2 separate regions of the Homo sapiens genome follow, and region 2 is linked to region 1. A link is a contact called in ENCODE Hi-C or POLR2A ChIA-PET data. All regions are on one chromosome and are shown on one strand. Each heading gives the region's core, a stretch centred on a gene start or an enhancer-like site at or near the end of the contact. The rest is flanking DNA. Distances are from core to core; before and after follow the strand shown. Region 1 has its middle 25 kb from the start of USP3. Region 2 overlaps RAB8B (RAB8B, member RAS oncogene family).

Evidence for each region. Hi-C counts contacts between places; a loop is a spot of excess contacts on that map. ChIA-PET counts read pairs that join two places held with the same protein, here RNA polymerase II (POLR2A). Pooled maps may share reads with other maps.
Region 2: a loop to region 1 is called in a pooled map, with 9 times the contacts of the local background. The contact joins two enhancer-like sites. A Hi-C loop is called at or near these places in 10 of 37 single-sample maps with no recorded cell type and 10 of 50 pooled maps. POLR2A ChIA-PET finds 5 or more read pairs at or near these places in 2 of 52 experiments (AG04449 and activated CD4-positive, alpha-beta T cell).

What each region holds. Positions count from the first base shown.
Region 1 is chr15:63,477,456-63,481,284 of GRCh38, forward strand. No RefSeq gene overlaps it. Among named protein-coding and RNA genes, the nearest start is that of USP3, 25 kb to the right of the region's middle. Within about 2 kb of position 2,261, at least 10 of the 41 ENCODE cell types and tissues checked have a DNase peak (open chromatin) inside an H3K27ac peak, as active enhancers do.
Region 2 is chr15:63,211,128-63,214,812 of GRCh38, forward strand. The region is part of intron 1 of RAB8B (RAB8B, member RAS oncogene family); the gene reads left to right. Among named protein-coding and RNA genes, the nearest start is that of RAB8B, 23 kb to the left of the region's middle. RefSeq lists an enhancer at 1-65. Within about 2 kb of position 1,549, at least 13 of the 41 ENCODE cell types and tissues checked have a DNase peak (open chromatin) inside an H3K27ac peak, as active enhancers do.

The DNA of each region.
Region 1 (3,829 bases), core at 1,011-3,510:
TTGCAGTGAGCCTAGATCGCACCACTGCGCGCTCCAGCCTGGGCAACACAGCGAGACCTTGTCTCAAAAAAAAAAAAAAAAAAAAAAAAAGGCCAGTCGTGGTGGCTCACACCTATGATCCCAGCACTTTGGGAGTCCGAGGCTGGTGGATCACTTCAGGTTAGGAGTTCAAGACCAGCCTAGTCAACAAGGTGATATCCTGTCTCTACTAAAAATACAAAATTAGCCAGGTGTGGTGGCAGGCACCTGTAATCCCAGCTACGTGGGAGGCTGAGGCAGGAGAAGCGCTTGAACCAGGGAGACGGAGGTTGCAGTGAGCCGAGATTGTGCCACTGCACTCCAGGCTGAGCAATAAGAGTGAAACTCCGTCACAAAAAAAAAGAAAAGAAAAGAAAAGAAAAAGAGTGACTATTCAGACAAACCCACCAGATTTGCTTAATCCTCACAACAACCCTAGGGACTATTCTGTTTTTTAAGTGAGGAGAAATTCACATAACATAGAATTAACCATTTTAAAGTATAAAATCCAGTAGCATTTAGTACATTCAGAATATTGTACAACCACCACTTCTATCAAGTTGTGAAACATTTTCATACGTCGTTGAGGTTGTTTTTATGCCCATGTTACTGGTGAGCTATTAAGGCTCAGGAAAGTGAAGTGACTGATTCAAGTTCATCAGTGGGAGAGGTCGGATTTGAGCCCAGATTCTGTAACTCCTGTAGAAGGAGGAAATGTCTCTCTTCAGACTTTGATAACAGCCTCTGAACTGATTTCCTGGTCTCCTGTCTCCCTTCTTCCAGGTGTCTTACACACAATGAGATTCATCTCCTACCACCAGGCTCTAAGAGAACTATCTCCCTCCTTAGCCTCCCAATGGGCGCTCATTAGTATCCAAATAAAGTGCAAGCTCCGTTCTGCTGTAACCTTTATGTTGATCACCAAGCAGCCTGTTTCTCTGGGCCTGTGGTCCTTGGGAAATGCTTGTGAATCCTGGACTCTGACAATCCTGGGAGTGGTGGCTGATCCTGGCACAGCTTCTGCCCTTTATCCTATCCATCAGCTACCAGCCAGACTGCATGCCCTTGAGATTTCTCAAGCGGGGTCTGACACCAGCGTGGGCTCTGTGCACCTCAGTGTGTGTTGCCATTGGAACCCCGTCACTCGACTTGAGGGAAAGGACAGCAACCTCCCATCTCTCCACCTTGGTTGGCTAAGTTATTTTAAGGTCAAATAATGGAAGCAGTGCAGATATTAAATATGTCGGTGCCAGTTGTATATATGTGCTCCCTGAAAATATACTCATGGTGTATTTTTAGGTGCCAAAGGGCAAAATCCTATATGTAATATAATCTTGTTTCAGAAAAAATATGTTTATATAGACAGAACAAATATATATTTTAACATGTTCATCTATTTGCATAAGAAAACATTCGAAAAGATACACCTTTAATGGTAATGTTAACATGTTAATGGTGGTTCTCTCTGGCTGATGTGATTTGGAGTGATTTTAATTTTTTCCTTTGGCTTATTTTCATCCTTGCTAAGTTTCTTTCCATAAAAACATGACCTCTATATGAGAAAAAGAAGGCCGGGTGTGACGGCTGTCTGTAAGCCCAACACTTTGTGGGGCGGAGGTGGGCAGATCACTTGACGTCAGGAGTTCAAGACCAGCCTGGCCAACATGGTGAAACCAGGTCTCTACTAAAAATACAAAAATTAGCTGGATGTGGTAATGCACGCCTGCAATCCCAGCTACTCGGGAGGCTGAGGCAGTAGAATCATTTGAACATAGGAGGCAGAGGTTGTAGTGAGCCAAGATCGCGCCATTGCACTCCAGCCTGGGCGACAGAGTGAGACTCTGTCTTGAAAAAAAAAAGAAAAAGAATAATGAAGAAGAAAAGAGTTTCTGTAGGACTCTGTTTGCCCTCTCAACTTGGCCTTCTCTCACAACTAATTGTGTATTTGCACCTCTACTTTCTCTGCCCCTCAAGAACAGGGATCTCATCTTACTCATTTTGCCTTCTCTGCGACGTCTCCAAGACATGCTCAAGAATTAATTAGCTAGCCAGGGAGCGGACCCCAAGTTCTACTGTCTCTGACCCCTCCTGAGTGCAGGTCTCTGAGGCCAAGCCCCTCGAGCAGGCCTCCAGGAGGTGAAGCTCCTGAGACCTCCCAGGCCTAGGTTCCTGGGGTTTCCCACTAGGCACCTTGTCAGTGAGTAAAGCAGTGGTGGCTGCAGGCAGATGCAACATCAACAGCAAGTCTGCAGGCAAAGACGCTCTCTTGCGCTTGTGGGTTTCTTCTCAATATGATTTCATTACTGTAAGGCAGATGTTTCATTGCCAGGGCAACCAGGGGGTGGAATATGCACAGAGCAGCCTCCACTTTGAACTTTATTTTGTTAAACTCCCACTGGGCCCTGAGCTCACTTCCCATTTGTGGTTGCAAGAATGTAAACATTCTTCAAATCTGCTGGGGTTTTTTGTCTTGATCTTGTTTTGTCTCTTTAGAGGTCTGGCTGACATGTACAGTGTCTTCTGCAATTTACTAATTAGTGTAACTTGTTTCATTCTCACCCGCTCACCTTGATACCTCTCCCTACTGTCTTGTGATCAGACTTGCTCCCTCAAAATAGATGGATATATTTTTCAATGTATTTAAAATGAACTGGAGGCCGGGCGAGGTGGCTCACATCTATAATGCCAGCACTTTGGGAAGCCGAGGAGGGTGGATCACCTGAGGTCAGGAGTTCGAGACCAGCCTGACCAACATGGTGAGCCCTCATCTCTACTAAAAATACAAAAATTAGCCGGGCGTGGTGGCGCATGCCTGTAACCCAGCTACTTGGGAGGCTGAGGCAGGAAAGTCACTTGAACTGGAGAGGCAGAGGTTACAGTGAGCCGAGATCGCGCCATTGTACACTCTAGCCTGGGCAACAAGAGCGAAACTCTGTCTCAAAAAAAAGAACTGGAACGTCAGAATTGGAATTTTCCAATAGGGAGGATATCAAAGGGGACAGCTTTAACTGTTTCTCCTCTCATGATGTGCTCTTTTTCCCCTTGGTTTTCCTGCTCCTGCTCCGCAGCACACACAGGTTTCTAAACTACACTGAGGGGTGACTAGCCCTCTGTGGCCTTGGCCTGTTTGATGTGAATACCCTATCTCCCTGGTGAGGCTTGGAGGCCTCAGTGGGAGGAGCAGTCATGATCGATTCCTCAATCATGACAAAACCCATATAGCCTGCAGTTCCCTCTCCTTCCATTCCTTGTCCCAGTTAAAATACCTTTCAACTAGACTCCACTTTTGGAATTGTCACTGACAAAGTTGTTTTCTGGGGAGGTGAGCCTCAGAGGTTTAAACACACTGGTCTTGCCCAGCACCTGATACTTCATTGTTGGAAGGAATTAAATCTAATTGAATAGAATCAAATCCAAATTGAACGGGCAGGTTCTAAACCAGGCTTGCAGATCAGGGCCATCAGCCTCTTAAATGCAGCCCAGATGAGCCCACCGTTGTCTGGTGTCTGAGAGGAGGAGGGCACAGTGCGAGGGCCCATTCTGGTTGTTTGGGGATGTTTCTCTTAGCTCGTTGCTTGGAGGGTCTACCTGGTTTCTCATAGCTGCTGCCTGGGGTAAATGACTGGCTTTGAATCAAGTCCCAGAGTGCAAGTGTCTGAGGGGAGCCTGGGAGTAAATGGAGGAAGGAAGGAGAGGGAGGGAGGGAGGGGGGTTCCCCTACAGTTTCCCAATGAGGAGATAAAATGTAAGCCCTAGAAACATGGGAGAATTAATGATGTGGAATGAGCTGTGTCACTTGTGACATGAGTCA
Region 2 (3,685 bases), core at 299-2,798, 270 kb before region 1:
AAACCCAAATAAAAGTGAAAGACCAGCTCTGCTTTTATTAGCTTAAGTGTTTTGTGTTAAAATCTCTTTTGGCCTAACTTTTCTTTATTGACAAGAGAACAAATAGTAGAATATCCTTTGTAGATCGGAAGTATAGAAATTACTGAGAATACTGGGAAATGCTTCACAGATGTTCCTGAAACTACAGCCAGATTGAGTGAATTCTTGTCCCTTTCTGAGTTGGGAGGTTGGGAGATTATTGTCTCACGTACTGTGATATTATAACTGTGTTCTACCCCAGACTATATGTGTTCACCATCTCTCTCATTGAGATTCTGGTTTAACCCTATTATATCCTTAACTTTGATGGCCATTAGAATAGGAAAGAATGTTTACGCAAGACTTTAGAGAGAGCCATAGTTTGATATTTCCTTTATAAAGCTTCCTGATACTGTGTTTAGTATTTACTTTCTTTAAATGTATCTTCTTAAAAGTACAGGTAGTGTGGTAGAGTTCAAAATTAACTTCCAGTTAAATCCAGTCATAGTTTTGGTGGATTTTTTTTGCCAAGCACCGCATTTTTCTTAGTATTGTCATATATTGACTGACACTAGTCAATTGCAACTAGTGACTGGTCATGATAGATATTGATAGACATCTCATAACTGTCATGGCTGAAGGGGAGTTGCCCCTAGTTGATCATTCAACAACATGAAGAGCCCTGTGTTTTTTTCTTTTTTTTAGAGACAGGATTTCACTCTGTCATTTAGGCTGGAGTGCAGTGGCGCAATCATGGCTCACTGCAGCCTCAACTTCCCAGGCTCAGGTGATTCTCCCACCTCAGCTTCCCAAGTAGCTGGGACTACAGGTGTGTCCCACCATGCCCAGCTCATTTTATTTAATTTTTTAAGAGAGGGAGTCTCTCTATGTTGCCTGGGCTGGTCTTGAACTCCTGGGCTCAAGCAGTCCTCCTGCCTCAGCATCCCAAAGCGCTGGGATTACAGTCATGAGCCACAGTGCCTGGCCTAAAAGCCCCATCTTCCTACACAGTGCGTTGTAGTCTTTCCTCCTGAATTGATGTAGAGGCATCCTTGATGTATAACAAGCAGAGCATGCTGAACTAGTTCGCAGCAAAAAACAAACAACGAAAACTTGATATCCAGGTTGTTCTTGGATAGGTCACCATGTTTATCATTTTTAAACATCCGGGGTTGTGAGATAAAGTTGTTAAGGGAGGGATTGCACCAGCACATTTTTCTGTTTCAGTTCATGTTCATCTGACTCATATTTATTCTAGTCTAACCTCATTTTGCGTGAAAATTTTTGTACTAGAAAATGTCACTTTCAATTAGGGGAGGGGAAATTCTGATTGGGGATCAGAAGAGTCAAGATGTATTAGTGATAATTTGGCATCACTTTTGATTCAAGGTAAAAACACAGAATCCCTAAAAATGTAGTAAAGTAAAAAGTGATTCATATAACTAGATAGGGGAAAGGAAATGTCACTGCTGAGCTTTACTGTGGGAAGAGGGGGAGGTGAAGGAAATTATTACAAAATTTTTGTACGTGATGAGGAGACAGCCTCTGGACTTCCCCAAATATTTCCGTATTCCCTAAAACAGCTCTAGTGAATTGCTTCATGATTGGTGTATGAATAGAAAGACACTAGAACTCTTAAACTTGATCTTGAAAGGCCCGTCTTTGTATATAATCATCCACAGATGTCCGTATGTGATTATATATTCCCATAGTGAGGCAATGATAAATGTAAATGAGAACCATGATATAATTTTGCCTTGCTTGCATGCACATTTTCAGAATAGAATTAAAAGCACATGCCACTGTCAGTAGTTAACTATGAGGTTTGTCTTAGTTTTTTATAAGGCTTTGGCAGAGGCCTAAAGCATGTTTTAGTGTCTAAGTCTTCCCTCCCTCCCTCTCTTCCTCCCTTCTTTCCTCCCTTCCTTCCCTCTTTGGAATCAAAAAGGAACTCTCTAGGTTCTGACTATTCTCTTTTCAGAACTAGGGACAATTTCAGCTTGTACACAGATTAATTTTCATTTTTTGGCTTCTCTGCTGGTACCTGAAATTGTAACTAAGTTATTACTAGATAATTCCTTTCTGACTTCTTCCTTCAAATAAAATCTGATAAGGACAAATGTCTTCTAGGTACTATTTCAGGTGGATATGTTTGGAGGGGGACGTGGGGCAAAGCAGAGGATAGGCTAGGGGTGCTGTTATAATGTAACTTAGGTCAGTTGATTGGTGCTTAGTAAATCATGGTTTTCTGTATAGTGCCAAATGCTCAGAAAATCTGTACTGGATAAAGAATTTCTTGTTCAAGTCTATTTAGTTACTGTACTTATGCCTAAAACTGGAATGTGCTCCTCTTTTAAATTCAGTAGGCTGTGCATTTATGACTATAGATGATACCACTTTCATTTTTAAAATAATGATAAAAGCTTAAGTTGTAAATTTAAGTTGTAATATGGACACTTAAAAAAAAACCCAAAACAAAACAATCTTCCTTCTGGTTATGGGGAATTCCTACATGAGTTCTTTCCAACTGCTTTTGTTTATATGAGTGTTGAAACTTAAAATGAGTAAATTCTGTCTTCCAAATAATTTTCTACATTTTCCATTTATTTCCATCGCTTATATCTGCTCTCAAGAACAAAACAAAAGTGGTTTCCAGGCCAGGCGCGGTGGCTCACGCCTGTAATCCCAGCACTTTGGGAGGCAGAGGCGGGCAGATCACGAGGTCAGGAGTTCGAGACCAGCCTGGGCAACATGGTGAAACCCCTACTCTAATAAAAATACAAAAATTAGCTGGGCGTTGTGGCATGTGTCTGTAATCCCAGCTACTCGGGAGGCTGAGGCAGGAGAATTGCTTGAACCTGGGAGGTGGAGGTTGTGGTGAGCCAAGATTGTGCCACTGCACTCCAGCCTGGGTGACAGAGCGAGACTCTGTCTCAGGGGAAAAAAAAAAGTGGTTTCGTTTGCTATACCAACGTGTAAAATGTAGAAATTTCCAGTGTTTAAAAATTCTGATTGGCTATTCCTTTCAAGGTATTACAGTGTGGGAGGTAAAGGATCTAATGTAGTTATCTAGGAGTTTAAGTTTGAAAAAGAATTCAACAGTGTTGAATTCCTTGGAAATGGGTACGCTCAGTTTCTTTCTTTTTTTTTTTTTTTTTTTTTTTGAGACGGAGTCTCACTCTGCTACCCATGCTGGAGTGCAGGGCCATGATCTCGGCTCACTGTAGCCTCCGCCTCCCAGGTTGCAGCGATTCTCCTGCCTCAGCCTCCCGGGTAGCTGGGATTACAGGCAGGTGCCACCGTGCCTGGCTAATTTTTGTATTTTCAGTAGAGACGGGGTTTCACCATGTTGGCCAGGCTGGTCTTGAACTCTTGTCCTCAGGTGATCTGCCCACCACGGCTTCTCACTTGATCTTAGCCAAAAGGCCGAGAAGCCATCCACCACGGCTTCTCAAAGTGCTAGGATTACAGGCGTGAGCCACCATGCCCAACCGTTTCTAACACTTCACAAAGCTTTTCCATCTGACAGTGGATTTGACCAGAGTGGGTTCTCTTGCTTCTAATTTCAGCAGCAGTTCATTTCTCTTTTTTAATGTAACCCTTGAGCTGTGGGGGTTGAAACCTGCTTCTGAGAATTCATGTTTCTTATCTTTTCCTCCTAAAACTG